4 separate regions of the Mus musculus genome follow, and regions 1, 2 and 4 are each linked to region 3. Evidence: chromatin loops called from intact Hi-C (ENCODE). Cell type or tissue: heart. All regions are shown on one strand. Region 1 overlaps Sik3 (SIK family kinase 3). Region 2 holds the start of Zpr1 (ZPR1 zinc finger). Region 3 holds the start of Rnf214 (ring finger protein 214). Region 4 holds the start of Bud13 (BUD13 homolog).

Evidence for each region. Peaks named below come from ENCODE experiments on the same cell type or tissue, not always from the same donor. Only the 100,000 strongest peaks of a DNase experiment are listed, where the experiment ranks them.
Region 1: a loop joins it to region 3, with 2.7 times the contacts of the local background. A loop is called at or near these places in 4 of 42 quality-filtered maps.
Region 2: it touches region 3 in a loop (2.7-fold over the local background); 4 of 42 quality-filtered maps call a loop at or near these places.
Region 4: it touches region 3 in a loop (3-fold over the local background); 4 of 42 quality-filtered maps call a loop at or near these places.

Annotation. Positions count from the first base shown.
Region 1 is chr9:46,187,228-46,195,227 of GRCm38, forward strand. It overlaps Sik3 (SIK family kinase 3), which reads left to right. Exons shown (of 25, transcript NM_027498.3): 7 at 6,936-7,054; 8 at 7,593-7,703; 9 at 7,939-8,000. Among named protein-coding and RNA genes, the nearest start is that of Apoa1, 37 kb to the right of the region's middle. In heart, a CTCF peak has its summit at 4,643 (motif pointing left); a DNase peak (open chromatin) is centred at 4,194.
Region 2 is chr9:46,268,732-46,276,731 of GRCm38, forward strand. Apoa5 (apolipoprotein A-V) reads left to right here. Exons shown (of 4, transcript NM_080434.4): 2 at 350-406; 3 at 495-594; 4 at 1,037-3,190. The coding sequence starts at 367. The coding sequence ends at 2,003. Zpr1 (ZPR1 zinc finger) reads left to right here and starts at 4,333. Exons shown (of 14, transcript NM_011752.2): 1 at 4,333-4,636; 2 at 4,747-4,908; 3 at 5,325-5,415; 4 at 5,926-5,996; 5 at 6,633-6,719; 6 at 7,000-7,122; 7 at 7,469-7,516; 8 at 7,681-7,747. The coding sequence starts at 4,466. In heart, a CTCF peak has its summit at 4,161 (motif pointing right); DNase peaks (open chromatin) are centred at 3,480, 4,390 and 4,970; H3K4me3 peaks cover 2,847 bases; H3K27ac peaks cover 1,207 bases; H3K27me3 peaks cover 2,860 bases.
Region 3 is chr9:45,902,525-45,910,524 of GRCm38, forward strand. It overlaps Rnf214 (ring finger protein 214), which reads right to left and starts at 4,387. Exons shown (of 14, transcript NM_178709.5): 1 at 3,828-4,387; 2 at 2,282-2,395. The coding sequence starts at 2,388. It overlaps Pcsk7 (proprotein convertase subtilisin/kexin type 7), which reads left to right and starts at 4,045. Exons shown (of 17, transcript NM_008794.2): 1 at 4,045-4,515; 2 at 6,004-6,127; 3 at 6,736-7,212; 4 at 7,851-7,985. The coding sequence starts at 6,748. In heart, CTCF peaks have their summits at 4,031 (motif pointing left) and 4,243; DNase peaks (open chromatin) are centred at 3,977 and 4,387; H3K4me3 peaks cover 2,933 bases; H3K27ac peaks cover 2,153 bases.
Region 4 is chr9:46,278,283-46,286,282 of GRCm38, forward strand. Zpr1 (ZPR1 zinc finger) reads left to right here. Exons shown (of 14, transcript NM_011752.2): 11 at 22-132; 12 at 1,387-1,473; 13 at 1,634-1,699; 14 at 2,756-4,361. The coding sequence ends at 2,890. It overlaps Bud13 (BUD13 homolog), which reads left to right and starts at 4,730. Exons shown (of 10, transcript NM_146000.2): 1 at 4,730-4,891. The coding sequence starts at 4,749. In heart, a CTCF peak has its summit at 4,410; a DNase peak (open chromatin) is centred at 4,739; H3K4me3 peaks cover 2,112 bases; H3K27ac peaks cover 1,206 bases.

The DNA.
Region 1 (8,000 bases), 280 kb after region 3:
GCGAAAGCACTTTGTGGAGAGGAGCAAGAGTGGGAATGGGCGTCACTTGCCCGAGCTATAAGTGCAGAGGCACGTCTTTGGAGGTCTGCTCTCCATCCAGGGAGAAAAACCTGTGGTGCTTTGGTGTCTATCCACCTGGGAACACATCTCAAACCAGAGAGCTGGGTGTGGTGCCACACCTGTAATCCCAGCACTTGGAAGGCAGAGGCAAGAGAATCACAAGTCACCCTCAACTATATGTAAGTTTCAAGGGCAACCTGGGGTCTATGAGACCCATTTTAAGACAAAACAAAGCTAGACCTCATCCGAGTGAATCAGGCCTCGCCCTAGTCCCATGAGTTTATCTAAGTTTCTAGAAAGCCAGGGATGAAGGTCCTTGATAGTGTTCCAGTTATAACTATACCTTTCAAGCAAACTGTTTTCTGATTTATGGAAAGCCTTTATAGAAGAATAAAGAAAACTCCAAGTAGAAGAAGCTTGATTCCAGAGGTTGGGTGATAACTAACTTTGGGTTCCTGTGCACTAGGCACAGTTGATTTAACTACTTAGTTCTCAGCAGGCTCTAACTATCCCGTGAGATATGCTGAATGCTGGGTTGTTTGATTGGTATAAAAATGAAGGCATAGCAAGGATAAGAGATGCTCACTTAGAAAATGCTAGAACTAACCTTTGAACCTTAGCCCTCTGACCCCAGAGAGTTCCTAACCATTCTCAGTTACAGTTAGTTCTCGTAAATAGATACCTGGTAAGGTTTTCAGAGTATTTGGAGAGTCCTGGAGAGGATATCAAAGAAAGCATTAATAGGAGGCCACGAGATGGCAGTGCAGGTAAAGGCACTTGCCACAAGGCCTGGGGGCTTAAGTTCACTTACCAAGACTGCCCCTGCCCCATGCCCACCTACACTAGAGCTTAAATACACATTTTTAAAACTTCTTAATTAATAGCACATACTTTAGACTCTGGGAGATTTCTAGCTCCAGCCAACCTCTTACCAAAGCTGTCTTGGTTAAAAACCAAAACACAATGCTATTTTAAGAATAGATTTAACTTTTCATTATCTGTATAGAGATGATGACAAACTTTATTTTCTGTTTATAGAGAAAAGTGGCAGAGCCAGGTTTGATGGTGCATGTCTACAGCCCCATCAGCTGGAGGGATGAGAGCAAACTAGTGCCAGCCTGGGCTATATAGTGAGAAGTAGTTTCAAAGACTGGGAGGGGAAGAGACTGAGAGACCAAGCCAGGAGGGAATCTGAGAGGATATGAGAATGTTTTATTTGCGGTTTTCTTTCTGGAAAAAGTAGTCAGCATTACTGAGACACTGAGTCACAAACATCTGAAGGCCTGGAGCGCAAAGCACCAGACTCCTAAAGCCATGTAGCTCTCTGTGCAGAGGCTCCTCACAGCCCCTCTCCATCTGCGCAGCCAGCTCTCCTGTTTTGATCCCTGACCTGGTCAGAGCTTGCGAGTAACAGAAGCTGACAGCAGTGTGCCAGCTTGCATCCAATTCTGACATGCAGTTTAACTGTTTGAAGTTCTGAAAGTTGTTCATTATCCACAGAAAGGGATGTTTTAGAGATTGGACTGCCGGTTAATTTTTGTTCCCATTTTGGATTTTGAGATTTAGAAAAATAGAGCTGTCTAAAATTTGGATTGCTATAAAAGCAATCTATAACTAAGGAGTAAACATTGATGGGAAGCATGCTAAAATTGTCCAAAATATAGACTTTGGTGCTGAACACTTGAGAATCCCATATGTATTTAAACATATGTATTGAGCATATGCCTTGTTGACTGGAAAGACTAAGAGAAACTAGACCAAACACCTTCTTGTACACACTTAGAGGAAGCATGGGTTTCTGGGTAATTGTTTCTTACACTCTTACAATGCCCTCTGGCAAACAGATGGCTTCTCTTTCCACCAGCTCAAAGAAGCTGTGCGCGTGCAGGGACCTGGCACGTCGTTTCTTTGAGACTGTTCCTCTGCACAGACCCCGGAGCAGAGCTTTATGATGGCACTACTTGAAAGGTTCAGGGATGGCAGGCTTTCCTTCATGGGGTCAGCCCAGAGATGCTGGCATCCAGTCCCACAGAGCTCAGTTCTCCTTGTATGATTCCTTGATTTGCAACGCCTGTCTCATCCATCCCCCACAATCACCAGAGCTCAGGCTTCAGTAGGACTGTTCATCTTAGCCACTGACCTCATTAGCAGGTGAACACGGGTACACACACACACACTCCTCACACATGCGCGCGCACACACACACACACACACACACACACACACACACACACACACACCTTTCCATGTTCTCTTGCTCCCAGTCTCGCACACACTCGCTGTCAGCCCACCTCACAGTCCTTGTCATCTCATTAGTAGTTGTGAGCATGCCCTCTACTGCTTCGTTTGGAACCTGCTTGTAGGTGAATAGTGCCGCAACAGCCTTTGGAGCTCACACAGCACGTCATCAGCTGGATGCGAGAATTGTTTGGATTTGTTTTTCTAAAGCTATGCTGGGTGCTACCTCAAACACTAAAAATGGTCATTGTTTGTTTGTTTGTTTGTTTGTTTGTTGAGGCAAGGCTTCTGTGTAGCCCAAACTGTCCTGGAACTCACTCTGTAGACCAGACTGGCCTTGACCTCAGAGATCTACCTGCCTTTGCCTTCCGAGTGCTGAGATTAAAAGGGTGTGCCACCACGTCCAGCTTCTAATAATGTATTTTTAAAGGTAGTGTTTAGATTAAGAATTCTCTAGGGGGGCTGGTGAGGTAGTTCAGTGGATAAAGGCCCTAACTACACAAGCCTGCTAACCCAAGTTTGTTTCCTGGACCACTAACCAGTCCATCCTCCCTTAAAGGTGGAAGAGAATGAATTGAATTCACAAAGTTAGCCTCTGACCTCTACACATAGGCCATGTATGCATGCATGTGTGTGTGCACACACAATAATAATAAAATAAACCACCCCCAGAAATCCAAATGCTTAGAAGACTGAGGCAGGAGGACCATGAGTTTAGGATTAACCTGAGTCTGGCTTATCTCAAAAAAACAAAGAAAGGACAACAATAAAAATAAACAGACTCTACTGTTTAGTATCTGCCTAAGTTTCTTAATGTCTCAGTTTTAATTTCTTAAAAAATGTAGATTATAATAGGTGTCCTGTATAGGTTGAGGCTTTACAGGACGTAGTACTCTGCCTACCACACCATAGCCAACCATGATAATATGGGCAGGAATGTCTCTGCAGGAATCACTCTACTGACATTTCATTTCCGTCTCTCTGGTTTTGACCCCATACAGCAGCACACCTAAATCTTTAGTAAAATAATGGTTTTCTGGCAACTCCAGCTTGAAGGGTGGGAATGACTGTTCTGTTGTGACTTCTTAGGTATTTCCATGGTAGTCAGCCTCCAAGTGAACAGGCAGAAGCCATTGTTCTCCAGGTCTGTTGCTTTTGGTTTGGGAACAATATTGAGCACGCACTTGGCCTTGATGACCTCCTGTCTGGGCCCCTAGGTACTGAGGCTCTAGGAATACACCTCCACAGCTAGCCTCTGAGGACGGTGCTACAGCTGTCAGCAAGGTTTATCAGTCACTGATGCGCCTGCCATTTGGGAGGACCTGGCTCATGTTTGGACATTGATGCTGTTCTGAAAGGTGCAATTGCTGTCTTGGAAGCTTCCCATTCTTCAAACATGAGTCTGTGAGTCTGTGAGTGACAGCAGGAGACTACCATGTGACGCATTTCTAGTGAAAATGAGATTACTACATCATACACAGACCATTCCTTTATCACTGTCACAGAGTTTTGAGAATTGGGGGTAGGTGACCAAGGAGTTCCTTATGTCCCCTTGTTATGCAGAAGAGTGATCTGTAAAATAAGTAGCTGTGACCCTCTGGGAAGGGTCAGTGAGGAGCCACTTTGCTGGGGCGTCCTGAAGAGCCGACAGGTTCCCTCTGCTCTGCTTCCTTCTCCGTCTGCTCACTTGAGTATCCTGTGGTTGTAGGTTTGAAGACGGTCATTGCCTTCATTTTCACATCCTTTCCATATTTTGTGTAGAATAACGTGTCCAGAGCTCGCCTGAATTCAATTTTATGAGCTATATGATACTGAGAAAACGTGGCTTGATGCTGAGTTCGGCCATGTTTCACCCTCTGCAGCAGATGAAATGTGTTAGCTTCTGACCGTCGGCCAGTTTCTGCTCCATGTGACAGCTAGGATCAGTGCTTGCCCTTGTGCCACCGACACAAAACAGAGTCCCTAATCTGGGGAAGCTATGAAAACTCTTTGGCTCCTTGAACAATCAAAGATTAATACAAGTTTGTGTACATAATTTCATAATTCCTTGTGGTTTTTTTGTTTTTTGTTTTTTGTTTTTTTTTTTTGTAGTGAGACTTTCAGGGTCTCTTAGGATAAAATCTGTTAAGGATGACTGAGAAGAAGTTTCAGAAGCCTGGAGTTGAGATTTGCACTGGGACTTATGACAGGTTATTTTGTTTGTTTGTTGTTGTTTAAAGAAATTGCCTAGGAGAAGAACTCTTTGTTTTAAAGCAAGCCTGTTACAGACATTTTTTGGCCTTGGCCCCCTAATGTCTTACATGAAATTTTGTGCAGAAAGACCAAAGGAAAAGAGTGGACTGCCATCTAGAGGCTTGAACAACAATGTTACAACTTCAAAAGCTTAACCGGCCTCTGTGTACTCAACTTTGTGAATTAAGAACAACTTTTTTCTTTCTTCTTCTCTTTTCTTTTCTTTTCTTTTCTTTTCTTTTCTTTTCTTTTCTTTTCTTTTCTTTTCTTTTCTTTTCTTTTCTTTTCTTTTCCTTTCCTTTCCTTTTCCTTTTCTTTCCTTCCTTCCTTCCTTCCTTCCTTCCTTCCTTCCTTCCTTCCTTCTTTCTGTCTTTCTGTCTTTTTGTCTTTCTTTCTGTGATGACAGACATGTATGTCATAGATGCTTCACTGCTGTGTCTACCCTTGCTACTGTAGACATAATTTTAGAATGGAGATGCCATGGTCTTTGAGATAGGAACTGTACTTGAATATACCTTTACTCACAAAGTAAAAACAAATCAATGTTTTTATTTAGCATCTGTTTTGGATTTTACATTAAAAATTAAGAGTAATTCTTTTAAATGACTCTGAGTGTATATTTCATGATAATGATGCTACTATAAGTGGTGTAGAAATTGCAGAGTTGAATTTGTTCTGGAAAAAAATAGATGACTAGAATGTATATCCGCCTGATGATGCATTATAGGACAGTCAATAGCATATCCTTATGGTAGCTGAATGTTTTAACATTTCAAAGTCTTGTTTGTTCATTTATAAATGTGCATCTTTATAGTACCTGATCTAGGATTGTTATGAAGACTAAGTGAAATAAAAAGCATCTTCACGATACAGTCTTACTTGGTTAAGATGAATATTCAATAAATATTCATACATTCAGTTCCCATTAGATATAATGATCATTTTTGGTATTGGATATTCCATATTGCAGTAAAAAGGACACATGCCTTGCATTGTCGCAGAGATTGTGTCAGCAAGCACAAATACGAACAAGAGAAGTCCTTAAATAATTCATGTAAAGAAAAGTCACGTGACACAGTGAAGCGTAACCGAGCCTGTTTTCATGTCAGAGGTCAGAGATGAGTTTCTGAGGAAGTGACAGTTAAACTCTTTTTTTTTTTTTTTTTTTTTTTTTTTTTTTTTTCCATTTTTTATTAGGTATTTAGCTCATTTACATTTCCAATGCTATACCAAAAGTCCCCCTTACCCACCCACCCCCAGACAGTTAAACTCTTACCCGCATGACAGGCAGCCCTCCATGAGAAGGCCTGTGGAGTTTCCATTTCAACTAGAGGACTAAGCATGGAGGCCAGACAGCTAAGAGAACTTCACTGTGGGAAATCAGACAGGAACTTTTTAGGCCCAGGACTTAACATTTTCATTTTGAGGGTCATGAGAAGAAACTGTAGAGTTATTAAAGTGGTGATGTTAGCCTTAGCCTTAGAAAAATGCCAGTGGAGACTAAGACAGACAGAGGCAGGAAGCCCGCTTGGGAACCTTTTCTGGCTGTCTCAGCCAGCAGCGACGGCTTGGGATGGACCCTTTGGCTCTGTAGGATTGTGGTTAACGGCACCAGGTCAGGGGTTAGGGGTAAATTCTTGGGGTAAACTGCTTACATTGCTGTGTTTGGATCCCTAGCACCCATGCAAAAGTAGACATGGTGGTACACACCCGAAATCCCAACACTGAGGGTCAGGATGCGAAGATCTCGGGTTCACCAGCCAGCTCATATAGTGGAGCTTCAGGCTTATGTGAGTCACTGTCTCAAAAAGTATATAGTGGAAACAATTAAGGAAGCCATCGTAGCGTTACCTCTGACCTCCATCCTTGTTCACATAGACAAATGACCCTGACACACATGCACACACCCATCCTTGTTCACATAGACAAATGGTCCTGACACACACGCACACACCCAGGTAGACATCCAGACTATTGGTTTGGATCTGACTGTGGCCTCTGGGCTGAACCTGGGCCATTTCTAAAGTGGGAAGGATGTTCACAAACTGCTCTTAGGTTTGTGGTGGGGCTGAGGTAGCAGTTGTAAAGCGCTGTGAATACGTGCGCAACGCGGCCTCATCACTGTCTGCCGCCTTCCCTATGACTGTTGCTCCAGCATGGTCATCAGAGCTCCCAGTTTACACATGAGAGCTTTTGTAAAGTGGGTGGCTTTGAAATCAGAATATAGGCTTCTGTTTTGGAACTCTCTCTCCAGGATAACCTGGAGTGTGAGTTGAAGGCAGAAGAGAAACAGAACTAAAACAGGGAGCCGAGACTCTACCTACTGCTCTTACATCTAGCCCTATCAGCTCTACCAGCCCCCCAGACCCCCCACTAGACTGAGGACAGCTGTTTGTCTGTTGCAGAGTGTGAGCACTTGATCCGCCACATGCTGGTGTTAGATCCAAATAAGCGCCTCTCAATGGAACAGATCTGCAGGCACAAGTGGATGAAGCTCGGAGATGCAGACCCCAACTTTGACAGGGTAAGCCGGACCCTTGCCTCAGGGAACTCCTGATTAACTCCTTCTCTTCTTCAGTGGTTGTGATCTGCCTAGGACCTAAAGAGATGAGCAGTAGGAACCAGCTGCTGGCTAAGACCAGTGGCAGGTGAATTCACAGGGAGCCGCGGGATCCAGCAAGGCTGTGGAGACAGTGATACTGGGCATTACCACAGAAATCATAGTTTGCTTTTGACTTCTGAGACAGCATACTCCCAGTTCTGCAGGTCACTGCCACCAGAGTGCCTTTCTTGTCTTGAGTGCGCTCCCTTCAACAGCTTCTGTCACATACTGCTGCACCCCATTATGATCACTCTCGTACCCCAGGAGCTCAGGAAGCAGCCCTGAGGGTTTTGTCAGCCCATAGCTGATTGCCAGAACTGTCTTGCTTAGACTTCGTATGACACCCACAGAATCTGCAGCAGTGGGGCATAGAACAGCTTTGTCAATGTGTATCCCATGCCGTGTTGATGTAGTTAACTGGGGTCTGACGGCTTGCCTCTATAACTGTATTATATTACAGTTAATAGCGGAGTGCCAGCAACTGAAGGAGGAAAGGCAGTCGGACCCCCTCAACGATGATGTCCTCTTGGCTATGGAAGACATGGGGCTGGACAAGGAGCGCACACTTCAGGTACCTAAGAAGGAGTGCAGAGCAGTGAGATAAGCGGCCCTTCCTCTTGCCTGCCTTTCCTGCAGTGTCCCCTTCCTGAGCTCGTGGGTGTTCCTGCTTTCCTCCCTTTCCCTCTTCCTTTGCCCTTCCTGGACCTGAGAGGGAAGGAAGGAGCTGCTTTGTGCTGTGCCGGTTGTGTCTGGTGTGTCAGTGAGGCGCCACCTCCGAGTCTCACTCTCCCTTTCTCTATTGGTAGTCATTAAGGTCAGATGCCTATGACCACTATAGTGCAATCTACAGCCTGCTGTGCGATCGACA
Region 2 (8,000 bases), 370 kb after region 3:
GCTCGGAGGCAGGAAGACAGGCAAACGAGGGAGCTAGATTGCATTGAGGTGGGTGGGTCATCTCTCTAGGGCAGCCTGAGTTCCAGGTTCCCTACTTTGTGACCGAGGTAAGGAGCAATCCAACCCTGTTGTCTGAGGAAGTCATCTCTTCCCTCCTGCCTCACTCCCCCACCCCCAGTCCCCGCAAGTGCCTAGTTCAGTTCTCTGGAGCTTTTGACATGATGTTACCTACACACTGGGGAAGGGTTATCGGGATTTGGGGCAGGCACCCCCTAGACCAGGCTTCCTAGATCTAGTCCCTGGCTTTGCCTCTCCTCCTGATCAAGCCTTCATCTACCTTCCTTCTCAGGGGCCATCGTGGAAAGCATGGCTGCAGTCATCACTTGGGCCCTCGCCCTCCTCGCAGGTGGGTCTTCTGGCCCACTGCAGTGTGGGTTTGGGATGGAGGATGGGCTGAGGGGCCTGGCCCTTAACTGTCTCATCTTCCTCTGCAGTGTTCGCAAGCACTCAGGCACGGAAGAGCCTCTGGGACTACTTCAGCCAAAACAGTTGGAGCAAAGGCGTGATGGGCCAGCCACAGAAGCTGGCACAGGAGTAAGTAGCCTGGGCAAGGCTGTGCTGAGGGCACGAGACAGCCCTACTGTGGGATGATCCCTTGGCTCTGTGGTTAACATGGAAGCTGAAGGAACCAGCCCTGCCTATAGAACCAAACACACCTCAGTCATCTTGGGCACCCTCTTGTCCAAGTTTCTCCTGCCCATGGCACCTGAGATTAGCATGCCACAGAATGACAAGATGGTGTGAATCTTGGCGTGTGTGTGTGACACCTTCTTGGATGGTATTGTAAGACCGAATGCCATTTTGTGTTCTGAATGTAACAATGAAGTTGGCTGGGGTCAGGACTAAAGACCAGGCTCTGGGGCCACTCCTCCTGTCCTGGCTTCTGCAAAATATTAGTGTCCCACAGCTTTGGGGAAAGGGAGATTTCAATGCTAGCAGTCTAATGGCCTGATTCTCTGTCTTTCTCCTTCTCCAGGAACCTGAAAGGCAGCTTCGAGCAAGACCTCTACAATATGAACAATTACCTAGAAAAGCTGGGACCCTTGAGAGGGCCTGGGAAGGAGCCTCCTCTGCTGGCCCAGGACCCAGAAGGCATTCGGAAACAGCTGCAGCAGGAGCTGGGGGAAGTGAGCTCGCGCCTGGAGCCCTACATGGCTGCGAAGCACCAGCAGGTAGGCTGGAACTTGGAGGGCCTGAGGCAGCAGTTGAAACCCTACACGGCGGAGCTGATGGAGCAGGTGGGCCTGAGTGTGCAGGAGCTGCAGGAGCAGCTGCGCGTGGTGGGAGAAGACACCAAGGCTCAGCTCCTGGGGGGCGTGGACGAGGCGCTGAACCTGCTGCAGGACATGCAGAGTCGAGTGCTGCACCATACCGACCGAGTCAAAGAGCTCTTCCACCCTTACGCAGAACGCTTGGTGACTGGAATTGGGCACCACGTGCAGGAGCTGCACCGCAGTGTCGCTCCTCACGCAGCTGCCAGCCCCGCGCGACTCAGTCGCTGCGTGCAGACTCTGTCCCACAAACTCACACGTAAGGCGAAGGACCTGCACACCAGCATCCAACGCAACCTGGACCAGCTGCGCGATGAGCTCAGTGCCTTCATCCGCGTCAGCACAGATGGGGCGGAAGATGGAGATTCCCTGGACCCTCAGGCTCTCTCCGAGGAGGTCCGCCAGAGACTGCAGGCTTTTCGGCATGACACCTACCTGCAGATTGCTGCATTTACTCAGGCCATTGACCAGGAGACAGAGGAAATTCAGCACCAGCTAGCCCCACCCCCGCCTAGCCACAGCGCCTTCGCTCCTGAGCTGGGACACTCAGACAGTAATAAGGCCCTGAGCAGACTGCAGAGCCGACTGGACGACCTGTGGGAAGATATTGCCTATGGCCTTCAAGACCAGGGTCATAGTCATTTGAGTGACCCTGAGGGTCACTCCGGTTAACCCTCCAGCTCATTGTCTGGACCCTGAGCCGCTAGCATGGTCTATTAGGCAGAGGGTGGAGGGTCCTGCACACCACCAAAGGTGCTGCTGTCCCAACCTACCCAGCCTCCTCAACTCCCCTACTCAGGGGCATTACACTCAGTAGGCTTTGCAAACCCAGCTTCTGGTACTCATTTGGCAATCCTAAGTAGCAAGAGTGAGGTGACAGGAGTGGGAGATGGTGTGTGGGGTGACTGACCGCAAGCCAGTGCTTGACCGTGCTGGAAACCCATGCCACTACAACCTGGAGTTGGGCTCCTGTTAATTCTCGCAGCCTGGTGCTGGCTGTTACAGTTGGTCCATGGAGAGGAACTCCTGTCTCCCCAGGGTTGTCATGAGAGCTTTTGTTGGAAGGGAGCAGGAGGAGAGCATGATGCAGAGAACATGTGATGGAGTGTGTACGTCCCTGCCAGTGGTCCTGCTGGTGGGTCCAGTGATGGGACCGGGCAGAGCCCCTATTTCCTTAGAGAACTCTGAATCCAGATAAGGAACTGAGCCATCCACACGATGAAGGAGGGCTTCTAAAAAAATCCTGTACAGAACAAACTGTGTGCCTTCCTCATCATACAGTCCCTACCTCCTGACTCTCAGGGTGGAACTGACTTTTGGTTGGAATGAAATAGATGCTCGTGATGGAACGTTGTTGGTCTGGCGTGACTCTCATTGGACCATGTCTGAGAGCAATTGTTTCCCCTCTGTCTCAGAACACACCCACCATCCACTTGTACCCCTCACTTGCTCTTTCTGTCTCTTTTCCATTCTTGGTCCACTCTGGGCGAGTTCTGCCGTAGGACTCCTGGCTAGACAATGGCTGTCACATTTGATGGGGTTGGGTGGGGAGGAGGCTGTCTTGTTCCACAGTCTACGGATCACAGGACAGCGTGGATTAATTCTCGCAGCCTGGTGCTGGCTGTTACAGTTGGTCCACGGAGAGGAACTCCTGTCTCCCCAGGGCTGTCATGAGAGCTTTTGTTGGAAGGGAGCAGGAGGAGAGCATGATGCAGAGAACATGTGATGGAGTGTGTAATGGGGAAACATGCTCTCCCTGAAATCCCTGAAGGATCCCCTTACCCTTGGTCCCATGTTCCAGATTCCTCATGCCTGCTTGACTCTCTTCTTGGGATTGATAAAAACTCTCTCTTTGAGACAGATCTCACTACAGAGTATTTGCTGGCCTGGAATACATTATGTAGATCAGGTTAGCCTCACATTAATAGAGATCAACTTGCCTCTGTCTCCTAAGTACTAGGGTTAACAACATGCTCGGAGACCTAAGAACTCTTAACTCTCTTTCGTATACACACTCACTCAGATATCAAAGATCGCCAGGGACCAGTGAAACAAGACAGGGGCGGGGAAGGAAAGCCCAGCTCAGCACCCTTTCTTCCCAGCTCAGCCTTCTCTGCACAGGATGCTCGATACCTCCCCACTACAGATCCTCTGTGAAGCTGCACTCCACGCAACCACACCCTTGTTACCCTCAATCCTGTAGATAGAGTCAGTGTCAGCCATGTGACTGGGTTGTGGTCCAAGACTTAGAGAGGAAGCGCTAGAAAGGAAATTTGAAAAAACCCGATAAAGTAGGGTGTTTTGTTAGGAAACAAGGAGAGATTAAGACAGCGAATGCGGTGGGGGGAATGAGAAAAATGAGTAAAAAGAAGAGCAGTGTATTTAGAGTTAGGGGCGGTGTTTAAAAGGACAGAAGTGAGGAGCTGGGGGAAAGAGAGTCAGGGAGGGGAGAAGCTAGATAACAGGAGAGGGGACCCAGGCAAGGTCTGGCCACAGTTTTTTTTTTTTAATTATTTATTTTATTTATTATATGTAACTATACTGTAGCTGTCTTCAGACACTCCAGAAGAGGGAGTCAGATCTCCTTACCGATGGTTGTGAGCCACCATGTGGTTGTTGGGATTTGAACTCGGAACTTTGGACCTTTGGAAGACCAGTCGGGTGCTCTTACCCACTGAGCCATCTCACCAGCCCGTGGGGGCACAGCCTAGGCGATTCCAAAGCAACCGGGGCATTTTACATAGACCTGGAGTCCTGGGGACAAACAGGCTACCCGTATAGAGAAGCCACAACTAGCGAGCTACTCACGAGTAGCTGTCTTCAGACACACCAGAAGAGGGCGTCAGACCCCATTATGAATGGTTGTGAGCCAACATGTGATTGTTGGGATTTGAACTCAGGATCTTTGGAAGAGCAGTCAGTGCTCTTACCCGATGAGCCATCTCTCCAGCCCAGTGTGGGTCTTCTCTAGTTACGGAAGTGCAGTCTAGGAACCGGAAGTCTTTGTCAGAGACTGACCTAGGAAACGCAGGGTCTGCGGCCTCTTTAAGAAGGGGCGGGAACAGGGGCTGGAGGAAGTGAGGTCGCAGGGGCCGCGGAAGCCGGAAGCCGCCGCGGGAGCAACGCGTGGGGAGATGTCTGCCAGCGGGGCTGTGCAGCCGGGACACCCGGGGGCCGCCGTCGGGCCCTCGCCCGCTGCGGCTGCGTCACCAGCCACCGGGCCTTTGTTCCGGCCCCTCAGCGCCGAGGATGAGGAGCAACAGCCCACCGAGATCGAGTCACTGTGCATGAACTGTTACCGGAACGTGAGTCTGAGCCCGGGGAACCACCCAGCCGTGCACCCAGAGGCAGCTCTGGCGTACAGGGTGTAAACAAGCTGAAGTCATTCTCCCCAACGCCGCTTCTGCTTCCCTAGGGCACGACGCGACTTCTGCTCACCAAGATCCCCTTCTTTAGAGAAATCATCGTGAGCTCCTTTTCCTGCGAACACTGTGGCTGGAACAACACGGAGATCCAGTCTGCAGGCAGGATCCAGGACCAGGGAGTGCGCTACACCTTGACCGTGAGAAGCCAAGAGGTGAGCGCAGACCAGAGAAGGTACCCCCACGGTTTCAGAGAGCGCACTGGGGGTCAGAGCCCCCAATCGGACCATCAGCCCTTCACCAGACCTGTCCCAAGCCCTTAGTGTCGTCCTTTGACAGTGGTGTCGGTGGTGCTGGCCTCGGTTCTGCTGCTTTGAGTGGTGAACGTGCTTTGCGAATTTTGTGGGAGTGATGGGATTTATGTGGAAGAGCTGGGCTTTGTGGGTGGTGTTCTTACCTTCTGGGTAGTCAGGCTGACACCATGTGTACTATCCTGAAGTAGTTTGGACTCTTCTGAATGGAAGGCGGGAAGAAGAAAGATCTGGGTTGGCATCTGATGGAGAGATGGTCTGGTTATTTCCCAAGCTTTATTGCTGACCTCTTTAGCTAGAACGGTTTGCTTTCTGTCCAGGACATGAACAGAGAAGTGGTAAAGACAGACTCTGCCACCACAAGGATCCCCGAGCTGGATTTTGAGATTCCAGCCTTCAGCCAGAAGGGAGGTGAGTTTTAAGATCAGGTGTGTGAGGTGTGTGAGCTGTTCACAAGCTGAGATGTTTCCTATTTTCTTTCAAAGCCTGGTCCAGGTCACGCCTAGTGGCTTGTGTTTGGTCATTTAATTATAGTGGATTTTCATGTTTTAATGTGAGTAAAAAGTTATAGTTAATCTCTCTCTCTCTTTTGTTTTGTTTTGTTTTGTTTTGTTGGTTTTTAGGGTTTCCCTATGTAGCCCTGGCTGTCCTGGAACTCACTCTGTAGACTAGGCTGGCCTCAAACTCGGAAATCTGCCTGCCTCTGCCTCCCAAGTGCTGGGATCAAAGGCCTGCACCACCACTGCCCGTCTAATTAAATCTCTTAAGAGTCCAGTAGTGAGACAGACCACGGTGTGCTTAGTTTAGAGCTTTATAGATGAGGAGAAGGAGGCCTGCAGAGTTCAGGGAAAGTGTTGAGGGTCACACAGACAAGTGATAGCACGTCAGCACTCACTTGTCTCATGTTTCATTTACCACAAGCTCTGACCACTGTTGAAGGACTCATCAGCCGTGCGATCTCTGGCCTGGAACAGGATCAGCCCACACGACGGGTGAGTAGGGATGAGTCAAACTGTATCAGACCAAATGTTGGGGAACTTTTTGATTGAGCACATAAAGGAGCTAGTTCTCCATGTTGTGCTGTCCCCAGCCCACGTCTCGGTGTGCCCTCCTGCACTTCAGATAATGTCACATTATCTTGAAGAGTCTTCGGCTTCTCTACAGCTTCCTGAGGATTCTTTTATATCTGTACTTGTTATTATAGAAATAATGTCATTGCACATTGCTGCTGTCTGTCTCTAACTGGCTAGAGAGGCATAACAGAATTTTGGATTTTTAAAGGAATTTCTTTTTAATTATGTGTTATGTGCCCGTGTGATGTAAGATGTAAATGTGATGGCAGATACCTTTGTGAGCCAGAAGCAACAGTTCCCCACTGTTACAACAGTTCCCCACTGAGACGAAGTTACAGTGCAGTGGAATAATAAATAAGAAAATAAGCCCGCCTCCTAACCCCCAGCATCGTTTATAAACTTCAGATGAGCTTCTTGTGTCTCACTATAAAATTCAGGTCCCTGTGCTCCCAGTCTAAGTGGATGTTAAGGATCTGACTGGAGGGATATGGCTGTTGGAGGGTTGGGGTGTGGGGTGTACTGCCAAGTCTGCAGTTTTCATCCTGTTCCTGACAGGCAGTGGAAGGTGCCATCGCAGAGAGAATTGATGAGTTCATTGGCAAACTGAAGGACCTAAAGCAAATGGCTTCCCCTTTCACACTGGTAAGTACTGGGCTACTGCAGCCACTTTCAGTGTAAGGAGGAGGCGAGCATCCCTTGGCACTGACTGATGCTGGTAACCATGGAGCTTGGCAAGTGGAAGAGGTAAGAAGATCAAGAGTTTGGACTCATCCTTGACTTCATAGCACGGTATAGGCCAGGCTAGGCTATGCTGAAGCCCAACCTAAAGATAAAAAAGTGGAGCAGGATTTTTCTAGTGTGTTCTGGCGCTGGATGGAAGTTATATATGGTTTATCTTACTCTCTCCTCTCTTATTTGTCAGGTCATTGATGATCCCTCGGGAAACAGCTTTGTAGAAAACCCACATGCTCCCCAGAAAGATAATGCCTTGGTGATCACATACTATGACCGAACCCCACAGCAAGCTGAGATGCTGGGGCTCCAAGTAAGTGGACTGATTAAGTCAGAGGGATGCTCTGGGGCTGCCCTGTGTTCTGGGTCCTGAAGTCACTGAAGTCACTTTGCTATTGCTGCCACCATCATCCAATGCATCCTGTCTCGGCCTTTTATCACGCTCACAAAGCAGGTGTCAGTCACAGGAACCCAGCCTTGAGCCCCGTCTTTCTCTTGTCTGGGGATTTGCTTTGGCTTCTCTATCCATCTGTCCTTTGAGGTGTCCTTTGGTACCTTACAGGGAACAAAGGCATTCTCTCCCTCTTTAAGTAGGGCAGGGCTCTACTGTAGGCTGAGGTCTATCTGCCAACTTGTGGTTTGGGCCTCTGTTCTTTCAGGCAGAAGCACCAGAGGAGAAGGCGGAAGAGGAAGACCTTAGAAACGAAGTGAGTGGTGCTGGCTCCCTTTGAAGACCATAGTGGAGTTGTGGGTAGAGACTGACGAATGTCCAGTGTGTCACCATCACAGCTCACATGGGTGACCACCTGCGGGATGTCTTCAGCTCGAAGGGGTGGGGATGCTCAGTCTGTGCCCCTATATTATGTCCTAGGTGCTCCAGTTCAACACTAACTGCCCAGAGTGCAACGCTCCGGCTCAGACCAACATGAAGCTTGTCCGTATCTTTCAGCAGGCAATTGGGTTGCTCTTCAGCTGACTCGGGCATGAACGTTATATTACAGACGGGAGCCTTCCCTTCAGGGAAAGCCAGTGCTTTATCCTCAGTGGTGAGGATGAACCTTTAATGAAGCTACATACTGCATACCTGGCTTCTGAGTGTGGCCAGGTCTCCGTGTTTGTGAGCACAGGCCCGTTTATTGTACTCTTGGGTCCTGCATCTGTTTGTGTGGGACTTGGCTTTGCTTTTCCTTG
Region 3 (8,000 bases):
TCTGTGTAGACTAGGCTGTCCTAAAACTCACTCTGTAGACCAACCTGGCCTCAAACTCACAGATCCACCTGCCTCTGCATCCCAAGTACTGGGATTAAAGATGTTCACCACCACAGCCCAGCTAATTTTTATTTATTTTCTTTAGGGGACCAGCAAGTTTAATTAAAGTTAATACAGGAGCTTGGATGAAGGGTTATTTACAGGAGGAGCAAGGCCACTAGAACAAAATGTTTCCCTCCCCCAGCAAACATTCAGCAATTCTTCTTGAAAGCCAACTGTGGAATGGGGACAGGGAACTTAATTATAAACCTGGTCAAATACCATACCCAGGCTTAACTCCAAACTCTACAATTTACTAACATCTAGATAAGCTATTTCATTTCTAAAGTATAAACAGTGCTGTCCACCTAACAGAGAGATCACTCAATAACCTGCTGTTAGCTGCTGTTACTACTACTGGTAGGGCATGGCTGCTCTTATTAGAAAGTTAATAAAGCAGAAATATCCAAGTTTATGGTAGGCTTGCATTTCCCCTATTGCTCATTCACTAACAAGTACCTCTTATATTTTGTTCATTCATTTGTTTACTTATTTAGTGACAAAGTCACATGTAATTCAGACTGGCTTTGAACTAGAGTAACTGAATATGACCTTGAACTTCACATTCCCCTGTCTTGGACCCAGAAGTGCTGGTGCTACAGGTATGTTCCATCATGCCTGACTCAAATATCTCTTTTTAAAAACAAATATCTATTGACTCTTACGTCAGAGTTCATGAGTTCAAATCCTGACTCCAACACAGTTTTGTAACTTTGGGCAAGTCACTAACTTCTCTGTCTGTTTCCTCACCTGTTATAGGAACATTAATACCTGCCTTCTGGGACTTGCATGAGGGTTGAATGTGTTAATGTACACACAGCTGTTGGTACAGTGTTACCTATTATATTAGGTCCCAGATCCCCTAGTCAATTTAATTCAATATTGCACATAACAGTGTATTAGACAGTCTTAAGAGGCAAAGCTAGGTAATTACAACTCCTGCTTTCAAGACTTTGGAGGAAAAAGCTAAGTGTGGTACCCCACACACTTGGCTACAAAGTGAATTTGAGGCCAGCCTGAGCTACAAGAGACTCTGTCTCAAAAACGAACAGCAACAAAGAGTCTTGAAGCTAGTGAAATGGCTCAGCATGTAAAGGCACTAGCTGACCAAGCCTCACCACCTGACTTGGGATTCCCCTGGTGAGAGACGAGAACCAATTCTGCCAGATTTTCTTGATCGTCGCATGAAAACTGTGACATGTATGTTACACACAAACACTAAATGTAAACACTTGAGAGGCAGAATCAGATGGATCTCTGTAAGTTTAAGGTCAGCCTTGTCTACACAGTCAGCTCCAGGTCAACCAGAGCTACATAGTGAGACCCTGTCTCAGGAAGAAAAAATAAATTAATTCATATAATAAAACGAATGTGGATGGAAGAAAAAAGAATACATTTTAATTAAAGGCATAATATATATGAAGCAGTAAGCATTAAGATATATTAACAGATATAAATATGAATAGATACACATATGTGATTATGTTGGTATTTTGTATATCTACCTATATAACCAAGTATCTTGTAAATCAGTAAATGGCTCGGGAGAAAAAGGTTTTTCCACAAATACTTGGTAACGTGAGTTTGATGCCAAGAACCCACATAATAGGAAAGTAGCAACTCCACAAAGCTGTCCTCTTGGCCTCCAAATGTACACACACCTCCCCACCCCATCACACATAATATATAATAAATGATCATTTGTAAAGACAAGAGTATGGACACACATAGTAGTTTATCCCTTTAATCCCAGTAATCAGGAAACAGAGGTGGATGGCTCTGAGTTTGAGTTAAGCCTGGTCTACACAGTGAATTCTAGGCCAGCCAGAGCTACAAAGGGAGACCTTGTCTAAAACAAGAAAAAAAAAAGAGCATGACACACAAGAATAGTTAAATGAACAAAGAGTTGGTATAGGATAAATCAAGGAAATATATACATTTATGATGTGTTGATAACTGTCTTAACCTAGCATGCCTACCTAGGTATCAGTTGACATGTAGGATACCGTACAAAAACCAAGCAGTCTCTACTTAAAAAGAAAAATTAATCTGAAGGAGGGAAAAAACCCTTAATCTGCAGAAATGTCACTAGACCTCCAAAGAGGAAAGAAGAGATGCTCAGAAGCCCATCCCAAAAGCCCCTTACCCAAGTAAGCTTTCTCCTCAAGAGTCTGCAAGTTACCTTAGGCCATCTGGGAGAGATTCATCGGACTTGGATGCACACAAAGCAGAAGATTCCGAAGGACTCGGGGTACCGGCCCCAAGGCCAGCTACCTCAGAGGCCGCCATCTGCACTCTGGACATTCAGAAACAAACCAAAGGACACAGGTGACAAAGCTGAAAGCTTTCCTCTGCATAATGCCCACTGTGTCAGTTCCTCCAAACACCTAAGAAAGAGTATTCTGCAGGAGGGCAATAAAAGAGCCACTTCCGGCCATAAGTCCCAGTCAGCACTGCCCTCAGGCGCTGTCATACACATAAACATAAGGCAGACTACTTTTGTTCTGGACAGAAATGCAGTCATTCCAAACAGACGATAATCTGATAAGAATTTTCTGAATGGTCCACATACCTACCTCCATTTATTAAAGTTGACCTTTTTGGCCAAGATTCAATAATATGTTTAAATCCCTTTTGGCTGTTGCAGTCAAAGCATTCTCTATTAATTTAAGTGATAGGGTTTATGTGAGGTGTTTCCAAGAACAAGTCACCCCGGACCATCTCTGTGGGGTGTCTTTTAGCCTGACAGTATTCCTTTCCTACAGATGGGAATGTCTGGTATCTGCCAACGCCCCACTAACAAGTTACCATTGAGTCACAGGCTACTACTCAGTTACTCCAGGAGAAAAGGGAGATGTTGAAAAACATGGTAACTCAAGTAAGGGAACCCAAGAAGACGGTTTTTTACATTTTTATTTTTAAGAGCATCTTTTTTGCTGCAAAATAAACTCGGCCTTCTATGGTAACAAGAAAAACTAGGTGGTAAAAGTAGGATTAGTTCCCATTCCTGCTTTTATTTTGACAGCATCCCATGAATAGAATATCTCTGAACCCAGAAGAATGCACAAGAGCAGATACCGAGTCGGGCTGAATCAATAGTCACAGCTCAGTGCCTCAGTTTCCTCTCATAATAAAAAGCTCCTAGGTGAAAATGGGCCCTGAAACGCCATTATTGCATCTCGGATGCAATCAGTCTGCCTACAATAGGGTCGAGATCATTGCCTCCAACAGGGAACAAGGTCTGGGTCACCGATGCCCAGTAAACGAAAACCTTAGGGCAAGGGTCATACGTGAAACTCCGCAGCTAGAGCCCCAAACGAGAGGGATGGGGGGTGGGGTCGCACATCTGGCTCAAGAGCCCAGTGTGCCCAAGGGAATCCCGCAAGGCAGTGATGGTCACCAGTCAGGCGGCGACGCAGAAGGGGACAATGGGGGGAAGCTGCGCCGGGTGGTCACCGCCACTCTTCACAGGGAGCTGCCGCTACGCTGGCCCTTGGCACTGGCCAGCGCCACCTCCACCCCTTCCCCTCCGTCCTCACCGGCCGCCAGCTCCCGTCCCACTCCCAGGCCGGGCTCCCGCCCCTGTCCCCGCCGCCCCCTCCCCGCCGCCCCCTCCTCCTCCGCCGCGCCCCCCTAGTCCCGCCGTCCCGACCCGCGCGCGCCGCCCCGCACACACCTCCCGCGCCGCGCCCCCGGGGAGCCAAGCGGGGGGGAGGGAAGGGACGCACCTGAGCGGGCGGAGCGGGGGAGGGGGCGGCCAAGCCTGGGGGAGGGGTCGAGCGCTGGCCCGCGCGCGGCACCTCCCACTTCCGGCGGCGCGAGCGCAAGGGGGCGAGGCCGGGGCGGCGAGAGGAGCGGAACCCGCGGGGTGAGCGGCCGCCACCGACGGCGCCCTCTGGCGGCAGGCGCGGACAGCGACCGGACAACGGAGCCGCTGAGGGGACCAGCCCTGAGACCCAAGCGGAGCCCGAGGGACACGCGGGCCAGAGAGACGGCGGCCGGATGGAGGCGAGAGCCTCTCTGAGGAGTTTATGGGGAAGAGTCAAGGCTATGGCAGTCCGACGGAGAAGAGCCGCGAGGGGTGTTTAGAGGTCGGAACCGGGATGGTCCTTACAGAGGACGCCATGAAGGACGAGGGCCCTGTGGCGGAGGGGGTCCTGTGGCGGAGGACACGAGGATTCGAGGCGCCGGAACTCCCACAGCCCTCACGGGCCTGTGACAGAAGCTGTCGGCGGAGCGCCCGGAGCTCGGCCCGCTGGTCAAGAGGCCGCAGGCCCAGCCGCTGATTGGCTGCGGCGCCGGGCGGAAGTGATGTCGCTGTCAGTGGCGCCTCCGGCTCCGGGGAAGCCGAGAGTTTCCGTAGGGTGGGGGCTGCGGCGGCAGCAGCAGCAGCGACAGTAGCAACAGAGGCTGTGGGTGAGTCGGGAAGAAATGTAGTGGAGGCTGGACCTCGGATATACGGGGGACCATGGACCGGGGCTGGTCGGCGTCTGCGGAGGAGGTCCTTCGCTGAGGGCACCTTGGGTCCTGGCGTGGGCGACCCCAGAGGGACCGGGTCTCCGGGTCGTAGGTTCCGGACAGCATCGGTCCTAAGGAGAGAGAGGCACATTGCACGGAGCAGCTGAGTCCGCGTGGGAGTGGGGGCATCAGAAAACTCACTCTGTACAGACCCTGGTTCCTGTGAGTGGGGAGGCGGGGCTTGAAGGACGGTGGTTTAAGAGCAGAATCTTGAGCAGGAAAGGTGCCCGTCTACCTTAGTTGAGGGTGATGGGAGTCTATTTTCAGAAAGTGCTTAAGATTTCTTGCTCAGAGGTCTGAGAATAAGTGCTGCTGTGCCTCTGGACCACAGGGAGAAAAAAACAAACAAACAAACAAAACAAAACAAAAACAAAACTCGGTTTCTCTTCCAGAAATCTCTGTTGGAACCTACAGAGATTGTAGGAGCCTGCCTGAGTGGATGGCTGCTATCAAACCAGACTTTGGATTTACTTATATGCAGACTAGGGAAGACACCTGGGTATCTTGGGCCAAATTGAAGCAGCCCCAGGGGCAGGAAGAATGTAATAGGAAATATGCCATGGAACTTAAGGACATGGTGGCCCACACCTATAATAACAGCAGTAAAGGGGTGGAAGCAAGAGTTCTCAGCCAACCTTTATTATATAAAGAAAGCTTGTTTAAGCCGGATGTTGGTGGCACACACCTTTGTTATCCCAGCACTCTGGAAGCGGAAGCAGGCTGGCTCTCTTGAGTTCCAGGCCAGCCTGGTATACAGAGGAAGGGAGGTCCAAGGAGTCTTTGGTAAAACAGTCTTTCCAGAATGTTTTAAGTCGGTACCATCCAAGTGTATGTCTGGACACCAAGACTGCTGCAGTGTGGGCTTGGTAGACAGTAGTGAGTTTTAAATGAGCTCAAGACCCCACATGTGCCTTGTTCCTGCCCCCACAGTTGCTCGAAAGTTCTAATTTGGTGGGGTTTTTTCCCCTTTGAGTGGTTGAAGACAGGGCTGGAGCCTGTGCCCTCACTGAAAATCCAACTTGGTGAGACGGGGCCAGCTCCTTAGTCCTTCTTGCCAGTCATTTCCTCTCTCCCAGTTACCCACATGCACTTATACTACATTTTATTTCCATTATCTGGCTTTCTCCCTGATTGACAGTTAGGTCTTGCTAAGCCCTTAAAGAAGCAAATGAAAATAACATGATAGGTTAAGAAGTGGGGTATCTGGGTTCTGTATTGGTGTGGCCTTATTGTGATGAATGTCTCCTAGTCTGTGGCCTGTTTTAGATCCCTGGAAATGACATTTAACACTGGTCACTGGTCAGGCCTGGCCTTCACTTTAGTTTCTGCTTTGCTGGCTTTAGTGGGACACCTTTTTGTTGTTGTTTCTGTACTTGGGGTCCACAGGTCTGCAGCTGTGTTCCCAGTCGACACTCACTGCTCACAGTGAAGGTGACATCTCCCTCCATTTTCACAAGATGAGTGTGGTATGGTTACCCAGGCCAGGACCTAAACTTCACAGAGAGCCCAGGTAGGAATGGCTCCACAATGGGAGATAGAAGTCCACTGGGAAAAAGACTTATGTTGTCTGTAAATAAGAGGGAGATAGAGCTGGGTGTGATGGCTCATGCCTGTAATCCCAGGTAGACACTGGTGGATCTCAGTGAATTTGAGGCCAGCCTGATGGTCTACATAGTGAGTTCCAGGACAGCCAGAGAGAGCTACATAGTGAGATCATGTTTTTAAAAAAGAAGGAGGAAGAGAAGGAGGAGGAGGAGGAGGGGTCCTGATGTTGTCAGTCATGGGAGTGATATGTACTTGGAGTAACTGAATGAGCAGCCCAAAGCAAGCACCTGGATGATGCCAGGCTATTGGGGGCACCAAGGGATGGGCCATTGTGCTGTAGGAGTCATCCACTGGGGTTAGCCCTGGCTCATACTCTACCTGGGGGTTAACATTTTGCTTAGGGACAAATGTACTTGGTAGGGGAGGGAAAGAGACTATGAATATCAAGTGACTAACCACTTGAAAGAGGCGTGTTGGGCTTCCCAAGGGGAACACACTGATGGACCTAGTCACTCTCTGAGTTTCCTATAGCTGCTGGCCTTTTTTTGCTGATTCTTTTTCCTTTGTTTGCAGCCTGCTGTTCTGATGCCGAAAGGGAGGCAGAAAGTCCCACACTTGGATGCCCACCTGGGCCTGCCCATCTGCCTCTGGCTGGAATTAGCCATCTTCTTTCTGGTTCCCCAGGTCATGGGCCTATCAGAGGCAGGTGGGCTTGACATCTTGGGCACAGGGGGGCTGAGCTGGGCCGTACATCTGGACAGCCTAGAAGGTGAGAGGAAGGAAGAGAGTCTGACGCAACAGGCCGATGCTGTGGCCCAGGCAGCAGGGCTTGTGAATGCTGGGCGCATTGGAGAACTCCAGGGGCACTACCTCTTTGTCCAGCCTACTGGGCATAGGCAAGCCATGGAGGTGGAGGCCATGCGGCAACAGGCAGAGGCTGTGTTAGCCAGGCATGAAGCTGTGCGCTGGCACTCGGAGCAAACGCTGCTGAAGAGGGCCAAGCGCAGTATCCACTTCAATGATCCCAAGTACCCTCAACAGTGGCACCTGGTAAGTACAGCCTCAGATAGACAGGGCCTTCTCTAGTGTGCTTTTGACTGAGGCTTTCTCCCACTCCCCTGTACTTATACTGAAGGGGGCATGTCTGTGGATTGGGAATATAGTTTGCTCTTAGTCCATACCTTCCCTGTCTGCTGTGAAGAGCAGGGCAGTGCTGAGGGTGTATGCACTCAACTGCAGCTAGTCTACTGCACTCCTGTTCTAGCCTTCCACTTTCTAGCATGTACCTTTGGCTGAACTATACCCCTCTGTGCCCCACTTGTAAAATGGAGGTTGTAGCAGTGCATATTTCATGGAGTTACTGTTAAAACAAGTAAGTGTATATGTGAAGCATTTAGAAAAGTGTCTTACTCATGGGGAACCCTGTTGTGTATTGGCTGATTGCAAACTTTACTGCATAATAATTACCAATTAGCCCTAGCTACCACTTTGTCCTTGAGTTGCCTACAAGTGAGACCAAGAATCGATCGGAGGGACAGGACTCTCATGTGCCCATCTGGACTCTGTTCCCCACTAACCTGTTGGTCTGTAGCCTCTGTTTGGCTCTTTAATAAAAGCCAAGGAAAGGGGTAGCTTTAACTTGTCTCTCTGGACTGAGCTGTATGTCGGTTGATTTCTGTCTTCTACAGAATAATCGGCGGAGCCCAGGAAGAGACATCAATGTGACAGGTGTGTGGGAGCGAAATGTAACTGGGCGTGGGGTGACAGTGGTGGTGGTGGATGACGGAGTGGAACACACCGTCCAGGACATCGCACCCAACTACGTGAGTGGCCTGAAG
Region 4 (8,000 bases), 380 kb after region 3:
ATTTGACCTGTTGTCTTATAGTCTGAGACCTGTAGTGTGGAAATCCCAGAGCTTGAGTTTGAACTGGGAATGGCTGTACTTGGGGGCAAGTTCACCACTCTAGAAGGACTGCTGAAAGACATCCGAGAACTGGTGAGTGCAGAGTGTGCTGCATCGCTTCTGTTAGCAGTTTGGCAGTGGGAAGGGGTAACATTGTTTGTCCGGGTATGATGGCACTTGAGAAGCTGGGGCAAGAAGACAGGATTTGAGGACAGCCTGAGACCCTATCCCAAATGCCTCCTACCAAAACCAAATTCTGTTTTGTCACTTATAACTGGGGATTTCTTTGCCTTAAAGCTGGTTTAAGCCGGGCGTGGTGGCGCACGAGTATAATCCCAGCACTAGGGAGGCAGAGGCAGGTGGATTTCTGAGTTCAAGGCCAGCCTGGTCTACAAAGTAAGTTCCAGGACAGCCAGGGCTACACAGAGAAACCCTGTCTTGAAAAACAAAAAAAAAAAAAAAAAAAAAAGCTCATTCAAGAGATTTGAGTATTAATTATGAAGAGAAGGAAGAGAAATTAGTTATAGGATTTTGTTTGTTTGTTTGGTTTGGTTTGGTTTTTCGAGACAGGGTTTCTCTGTGTAGCCCTGACTGTCCTGGAACTCACTCTGTAGACCAAGCTGGCCTTGAACTCAGAAATCCACCTGCCTCTGCCTCCCAAGTGCTGAGATTAAAGGTGTGCGCCACCACTGTCCAGCAGTTATAGGAATTTTTAATGGAAATTCTCAAGGCTAGCAGTGGGCCAGTGTAGTTATTTTGTGATCTTAAGTCATTTACCTCATTACAAAATAGAAGGGGGTCTTTTTGACATCTGTAGTGAATATGTGGAGACTTTTCTTGTCGGTATTTCCTAAACAGTAGTGCAAAATTATATTAGATCTTATAAATGTGTTTATTTTATTTATTTGAGAGATGGCTTTGCGATATAATTGAGGCTAGCCTTGAGGTCACTCCACACACACACACACACACACACACACACACACACCTGCCACCTCTCGGCCTCAGCCTTCCATGTGCTGGCACTGCAGGCCAAGTAACTGCCTGGCTTTTCTTTGTGAATTGTACATTGCATTTCTTTTCCATATTGGGATTAGATACTGTAAGAACGCTACTGGATTCCAGTCCCTACTGCCAGTTTCCTTCTTGGCAAAGCAGTCTCATAGACATCTTCTCCTGTCCTGTTCTCGGGCCACCTTCCTCCCCTCCCCTAAGTGAGCAAGGCGTTGTGGGATATGGAGAGCAGGCTTCTCCCACTGGGAGTCCACTGCTCCCCACCCCTGGTTTGTGGTTCAGCGTAATGACCCATACAGTCTGTGTTGTAGTAATCCAGCTGTTGTGCTACAGGTAACCAAGAACCCATTCACACTGGGCGACAGCTCTAATCCTGACCAGTCAGAGAAACTGCAGGAGTTTAGCCAGAAGTTGGGCCAGGTAAGAGGACCCAGGCCATTTCTGCAATCCTAATTTCCCTTTCTTTAAACTTTTGGGAACTGCACTTTGTAAACTGGATTGGCTCTTGTCTCGCAGCCATAGCCTCTTCCTTCCAGGATCTTTGTAAGAGTTACCTGCTAAGTCCTCCTCTCTCCTGTAGATCATCGAGGGCAAGATGAAGGCCCACTTTATCATGAATGATCCAGCAGGAAACAGTTATCTGCAGGTAAGTTAGGCCTTCCTGGTGGTTCTATGGAGACATATTTTCGGAACTTTATAGAATTTGCATGATAGCCCTTAACAAGGAAAGCCTTGTTAAGTCTTCAATTGGGGCCTTGGGCAGGACTTGGAAGGTAAGGAAGAAAGGGGAAGGTGGTGATAGTGGGACTCCCAAGTGTGTGTAACAAAGACCTAGTGCAGGGCTGCAATCTTAGGTCCTCAGAAGGCCATGAAAATGGAAAGTTTAAGACCAGCCTGTGCGATTTTCAAGACTGTCTTAAGATACAATAATGTGAAGAAAAAGCCAAGAGTAACTGTTTACCTGGCTAGCGTGCTCAGGGCCCTAGGTACAGAGTGAATATATAAGAAAGTAGGACCTCCTCTTCCTGGGTCTGCTTGTCTTGTTCTTATTCTCACCCTCAGCATTGGAGCTTCCATTCTGCATCTGACTGTGAAGTAAGGAGCAATAGGAACCTGGCCAGAGGTCAGGACAGGAAAGCCGAGAGGTGTTGGCTGAACGGGCAAGCAAACATCTGGCAATTGATCCATATCAAACTGCAGCAAAATTGTGTTGAACCTGGGGCCTCCTCCTTACTTTAGTATTAATGAGCACTGATGGGCCTGGCAAAACTGGCCTAGTTTTTCACATAATTAAGATCATTGTGGTCCCCCTCCCTCAAAACCTTTTTTTTTTTTTTTGAGACAAGTCTTTGTTATGTAGCCTGGCTGGCTTTAAATTTGTAATCTTTCTGCCTCAGTCTCCAGAGTGCTGAGATTATAAGCAATCACCAACTTTGGCTACATTTTTTATAGGAAGGCCCATATATAAAAGTACTTAGAACTGGGGGTTAAACACTTGTATGCATGTACAGGGGCTTGGGTTTGATACTAGCATACACACACACACACACACACACACACACACACTTTTGCAGAATGTAGCCGTGGGCTCTAGAGACCCTGCAAATCCTGTGCATTTCTTCGGAGGTTGAGAGTCAGCCGTGGGAGGGGATGGCGGGCTGCACAGGCGCTGACCGTCGTCTGTCTGCTCTTGGCCCTGCAGAATGTGTATGCACCTGAAGACGATCCAGAGATGAAGGTCGAGCGGTACAAACGCACCTTTGACCAAAATGAGGAGCTCGGGCTCAATGACATGAAGACAGAGGGCTATGAGGCGGGCCTGGCCCCACAGCGGTAGCAGTGGCCAGCTCACTGGCCAGCTACAGTGCCACTCACACTGCAGGGTTATCTGTTACTGTGGGGAACTGACGAGGAGTGCTCAAGCCCTCGTCCATGGTGAAGAGGTTACCACTTGAGTTAGAAATGTAAGCACCCAAGATTAGCAGCTGACGGACGAGGCAGCTGCAGCCCTACTGTGCTCCTTGACCTTCTTTTGGAGGTTTTAAAGTCGGCGTGAGAAGAATCCCAGAAACACCAGGCGGTCTGCCATCACCGTTTGCCTGTCAGCTCTCTGACCTCCAGTGCTGGACCTTTGAAGTCTGGGGAAGTGAAATACAAGTTTCTGCTGGCTCTGGGCATGTGAAGTACTGACTCAGCAGGGAAGGATGTCGGAGGGGCCGAGCAGGCACAGGTGAAGACGCCACATTAAAGTGATGGCCTTTAAACGACACCCGCCTCTGCGTTCATGTCCTTACTGATTACCATGTGCTAGACTAAGCTGGGTCACACTGAGTCACACTCAGCTCCGAGGAGACTGAGGACAGCTTGGGCCATGCAGTGAGAGTCCGTCTTCATGAAAAGAAATGAGGAAGGAAAAACCAGTTTAGTTTCCTAAGCAAATCTTTCTTGAGGTGGCTGCTGTAGAGGCAGCATTTGATTCACTCCAATAGGCCATCCTGTCTGCTCTGAGCCAGGTACACCTGTGTGGAGTCTAGCTGTTCTCATGCAGCTTAAAGCAGTCTGGAAAAGCAGGGTGGCACACACCTTTAATCCCAGCAGAGGCAGGTGGTTCTATGAGTTTGAAGCCGATTTGGTCTACAGAGGAAGTTCCAGGACAGCCTGGGCTACACAGAAAAACCCTGATTCAAGACAAAACGAATTCAAACTGGATAACCAGCACCATCCTTGTTTGGCCTCTGCTAGCAAAAATTAGAGCCAGGCAGTATGAAGATGTGTGGGTTCCTGTACTTACCCGAAAGTTCTTATTATCTATAAAGGAGGCTAATAAAACTGAAGGGTAGGTCATGGTGTCCAGCCACTTGAGAGGCTGAGGAGGAAGGCTAACAAATTCAGGGGCAGCTTAGGCAATTTAGATCTTCAACATTCAAAAGAGTGGGGATGTAGTTCTATAGAACTCCTGCATACCATGTGCAAAAGGCCTTGGGTTTAATCCTCGGTGCTGGATGAAAGAAAAAAAAATTGTGAGGGTTAAGTGAGAAGTCATAAAACACTTAACCCTTTATAGAAGAAACTCCAGAATCTTCCTGGTTTCTTTGCCACACTGACCACGAATCCATTTCACTGGGAAGAGTTTATATCATTTTTTAGAAAGACATATCAAAGGTGAGAAGGTCAGTACAGGTTTGATAAAAACCTATCAAACTTTTATAGTCACAAGTTTGACTTCCCCTAAATGGTACCCGGAAGCCTCTTCCAGCAGACTTCCCACCAAAAGGTATTTATAGCAATAAAAGTGATTGAAATTGAAACGTTTGGTACAGCGTCCATTATTAAAACGCTGCTCAAGAATGTGCCCCTAGTGGTACAGCTATGGTAAGTCCCACCATTCATACAGGTGTTCTTCCTTACTCTGGCGCTGATGCTGCCAGGGTAGGATCATGTTACATCGGCCTGTGGCTTCTCAGCTGAGACAGCGTGGGCTGCAGGCTGTTGCACCGATTCGTCGTCTCAGGAAAAGCACAGCCAGCCCGAGATGCACGCACTCTCCCCTGGAGCCTCTTAAGGCTCAAGTCTTTAAGTCCAGCAGTTCAAAAAGTCCCCGTCCTAAAGCTTCCGCTTCTGGCTCCACCCCTACCGTTTCGCGTTGAAGAATTTTGTCCCCCACGCCGAGCTGTTGCCCCGCCCTCGCCGCTGCCATGGCGGCAGCTCCGCCACTCACCAAAGCTGAGTATCTGAAGCGTTACTTGTCTGGGACAGATGCTGGCTTGGAAGGAGGTCCCGAGGCCGGTCGCAAGCGGCGCAAAAAACGGCCGAAGCCTGGAGGCGCTGGCGGCAAGGGGTGAGTGGACTGGTGAGGTGTCGCGCTGCCCGGTGGCGCCCTCGGCCGCAGCTCTTCCTCGTCCTGGCCCGCGCGGTGCTGCCGACCCCGGCCCGAGCTCAGGCCCCGCTCCACTGCCCCGGGGCGGGATTGTAGCTGCCACTGGCAGCTCAGACCTCATCCTCTGAGCAGCGCCTTCCTTGTGTTAAAGGCAGCTAGAACTTAACTCACTTTCTCCCCGCGTTTGTAGCTTACGTCGTTCCATGTACAGATTGAAAGTCGTGTCCAAGAATAGCAAAGCTGATTCAAACCTTTTTCTTTCTCACTTTATTTCTCTCTTTCTCCCTTCCCTTCTCTTTCTTTCCTTCTTCTTTTTCTCTTCCCTCTTCTTTCTTTCTTTCTTTCTTTCTTTCTTTCTTTCTAGATCCAAAAATCTCTTTCTGAGGGTTCCAAAGTGCCAGGAACTGATCTGGAATCAAAGACCCATATCCTATTACTCACATCTACTACTAACAGTAACAACTAAAATGGGAACAGTTCACATCCTGTGCCTGGCCTCTTTCTAAAATAGTTGACCATATAGCTTTCAGAACATTGTAATGGAGCAGACATTTATATTAAACACTATACTTCCAGATTGCAAAGAGATGTGCTGAGACAGAGTTCAGATGAAATGTCCATTAGTAACTTGGCCACTGGAATCTGGAAAGGTTGGGTTAGGATATCCAACATCAACCTACAGAACAAAAGGAAATGTCTGTATTTGTAGGCTTTAGAGCAGCAGCCCTAAGTTTAGCAGCTTACTGAAGGTGCTATTTTGGATAGAAAGTTGAAACTCTGGGGGCTAATTCCATTCTCACACTCCACCCCCAGGTCTACTAAATGCTTATCAGCTTAAAGAGAGTACTAGATAGGATACAAAGTGTGGCTCACCCTCTCTGTGGGGCAGTATCATGGTCTAACAGTATTATTACCGTATGGTCCATTGAACTGGGTCGAATTAGTCCCTCATTTCCACACTTCTCTTCATTAGAGCTTGAGCATGACCTCATTTATAGATGGAATCTTTGTGGTGTTACCAGTTAAGATGAGCCTATATTCAGTTAAGGTGGTGTTGAATTCAGTGTGGCTGATGTCCCTGGAAGAAGGGGCAATGGCATGCAGGGGGAAAGTTTAAGCTTTGGAGCAATACTGATTAGAATTAGAATCCTAGCTGTGCTACTTATAGCCTGAGTGGTCCAGGGCAAGAGATGTTCATCTCAGCCGGGCGTGGTGGCACACGCCTTTAATCCCAGCACTCGGGAGGCAGAGGCAGGCGGATTTCTGAGTTTGAGGCCAGCCTGGTCTACAAAGTGAGTTCCAGGACAGCCAGGGCTACACAGAGAAACCCTGTCTCAAAAAACCAAAAAAAAAAAAAAAAAAAAGAGAGAGATGTTCATCTCTCTGAGCCTGAAGTCCCAGCCCCTTACTACTTGTCTGAAATGGTTGTTGTGATTAAAGCTGTGTCATGTGTTCCTGGCATTTCAAATAACCTCCTCCTTGCAGCACAGTTCATCTGTGTGGCACACATTTATTTATTGGCTTGCCACCACCTTACAGTAATTGGGGCACTGGTTCCTGAAGCTCAAAATGATACACTATTTTCATGTCAACTATTCACATCCTCTTTAAATCATCCTTAGATTAATTACTTAAAAGCCCACTACAGCTTAGGTAGTATGCCAGTAGTTACGTTATATAGGCCATTGTAACTAAAGAAAGTCTATCTGTTTAATACATTGGCCATTCCTTTTCCCCTGGTTGAGTTTGCAGTTGTGAAGTCCATGGGTGTGGAGGGCTGAATACCTCCTGTGACAGTTGTGTTGAAGAAGCCTTGATGAACAAAAAATGTATTAGTCAGCAGGATATGGTGGTAAAAGTCTATAATCCCAGCACAGGGGAGGCTGGGCTGGAGGATAGAGAGCTGGAAGCTAGCTATAGGGAACAACAACAAGAAGAAGGGAATAAATAAGAGAATGCCTTAGCCCTTGGCTGTTGGAACTTAGAATTTAATGAGAATATGGGCTGATAAATACAAATGAAAGCATTCTAAGAGTGTGTAGAGGTATTTCTACTCTGGGAGTAGGAGACAGTGAGCAAGAAAGATAGGTCCAAGGAAGTTATTAAAAACCAGGGTGTAGTGGCTATTCCTGGTTGTCAACTTGACAATATTTGGAATGAACTACAATCCGGAATTGGAAGGCTCACCAGTGACCCTTATCTTGAGGCTTGGAGATCCTTATCTGGATCTTGGTTTGGAGATCTTGAGCCATAGTGGCTATGGATTCCAGAAGATTGAATCTCCCAGTTTAAGGAAAACACCTTTAATCTGGGCTACACCTTTCATCTGGGATTAAAGGTGTGGTGGAACACACCTTTAATCTGGGCTACACCTTCTGCTGGAGACAATATAAGGACATTGGAAGAAGGGAGTCTAGCTCTAGCTCTTGCTCCTTCGCCTGCTTGCTGCGTGAGACTGAGTAGCTGCTAGATCCTTGGACTTCCATTCATAGCTGCGACTGAACCATTGTTGGGAATTGGGCTGCCGACTGTAAATCATCAATAAATTCCTTTACTATCTAGAGACTATCCATAAGTTCTGTGACTCTAGAGAACCCTGACTAATACACAGGGCCCAAAGAAAATAAGATTCGTGATTAACAGTGAGAAGAGTAGGTCTGGCAGAAGGAAGGGGGTGCCTTTGTAAAAACTGATATTACCAAAGGTGGACAGTGATGGAGTGAATTGACAGCACACAAACATTGAGCCATACCTTTAAGTTTAAAAGCCAGTAGGGGGCAGTGACATGGCTCTGCACTTGACAAGCCTGACAACCTGAATTCCATCCCCTGAACCCACATAGCGGAGGGAGAGAACTGACTCCTGCAGGTTGTCCTCTGGCCTCCATATGCATGCCATATCACATATATACACCATCACTGTCACACACACACACACACACTCTAAATGTCAAAGAACAACAGGTAAGGGGCTGGAGAGATGGCTCAGAGTATAGACTACTCTTCCAGAGGTCCTGAGTTCAATCCCCAGCAACTACATGGTGGCTCACAACCATCTGTAAAGAACAACA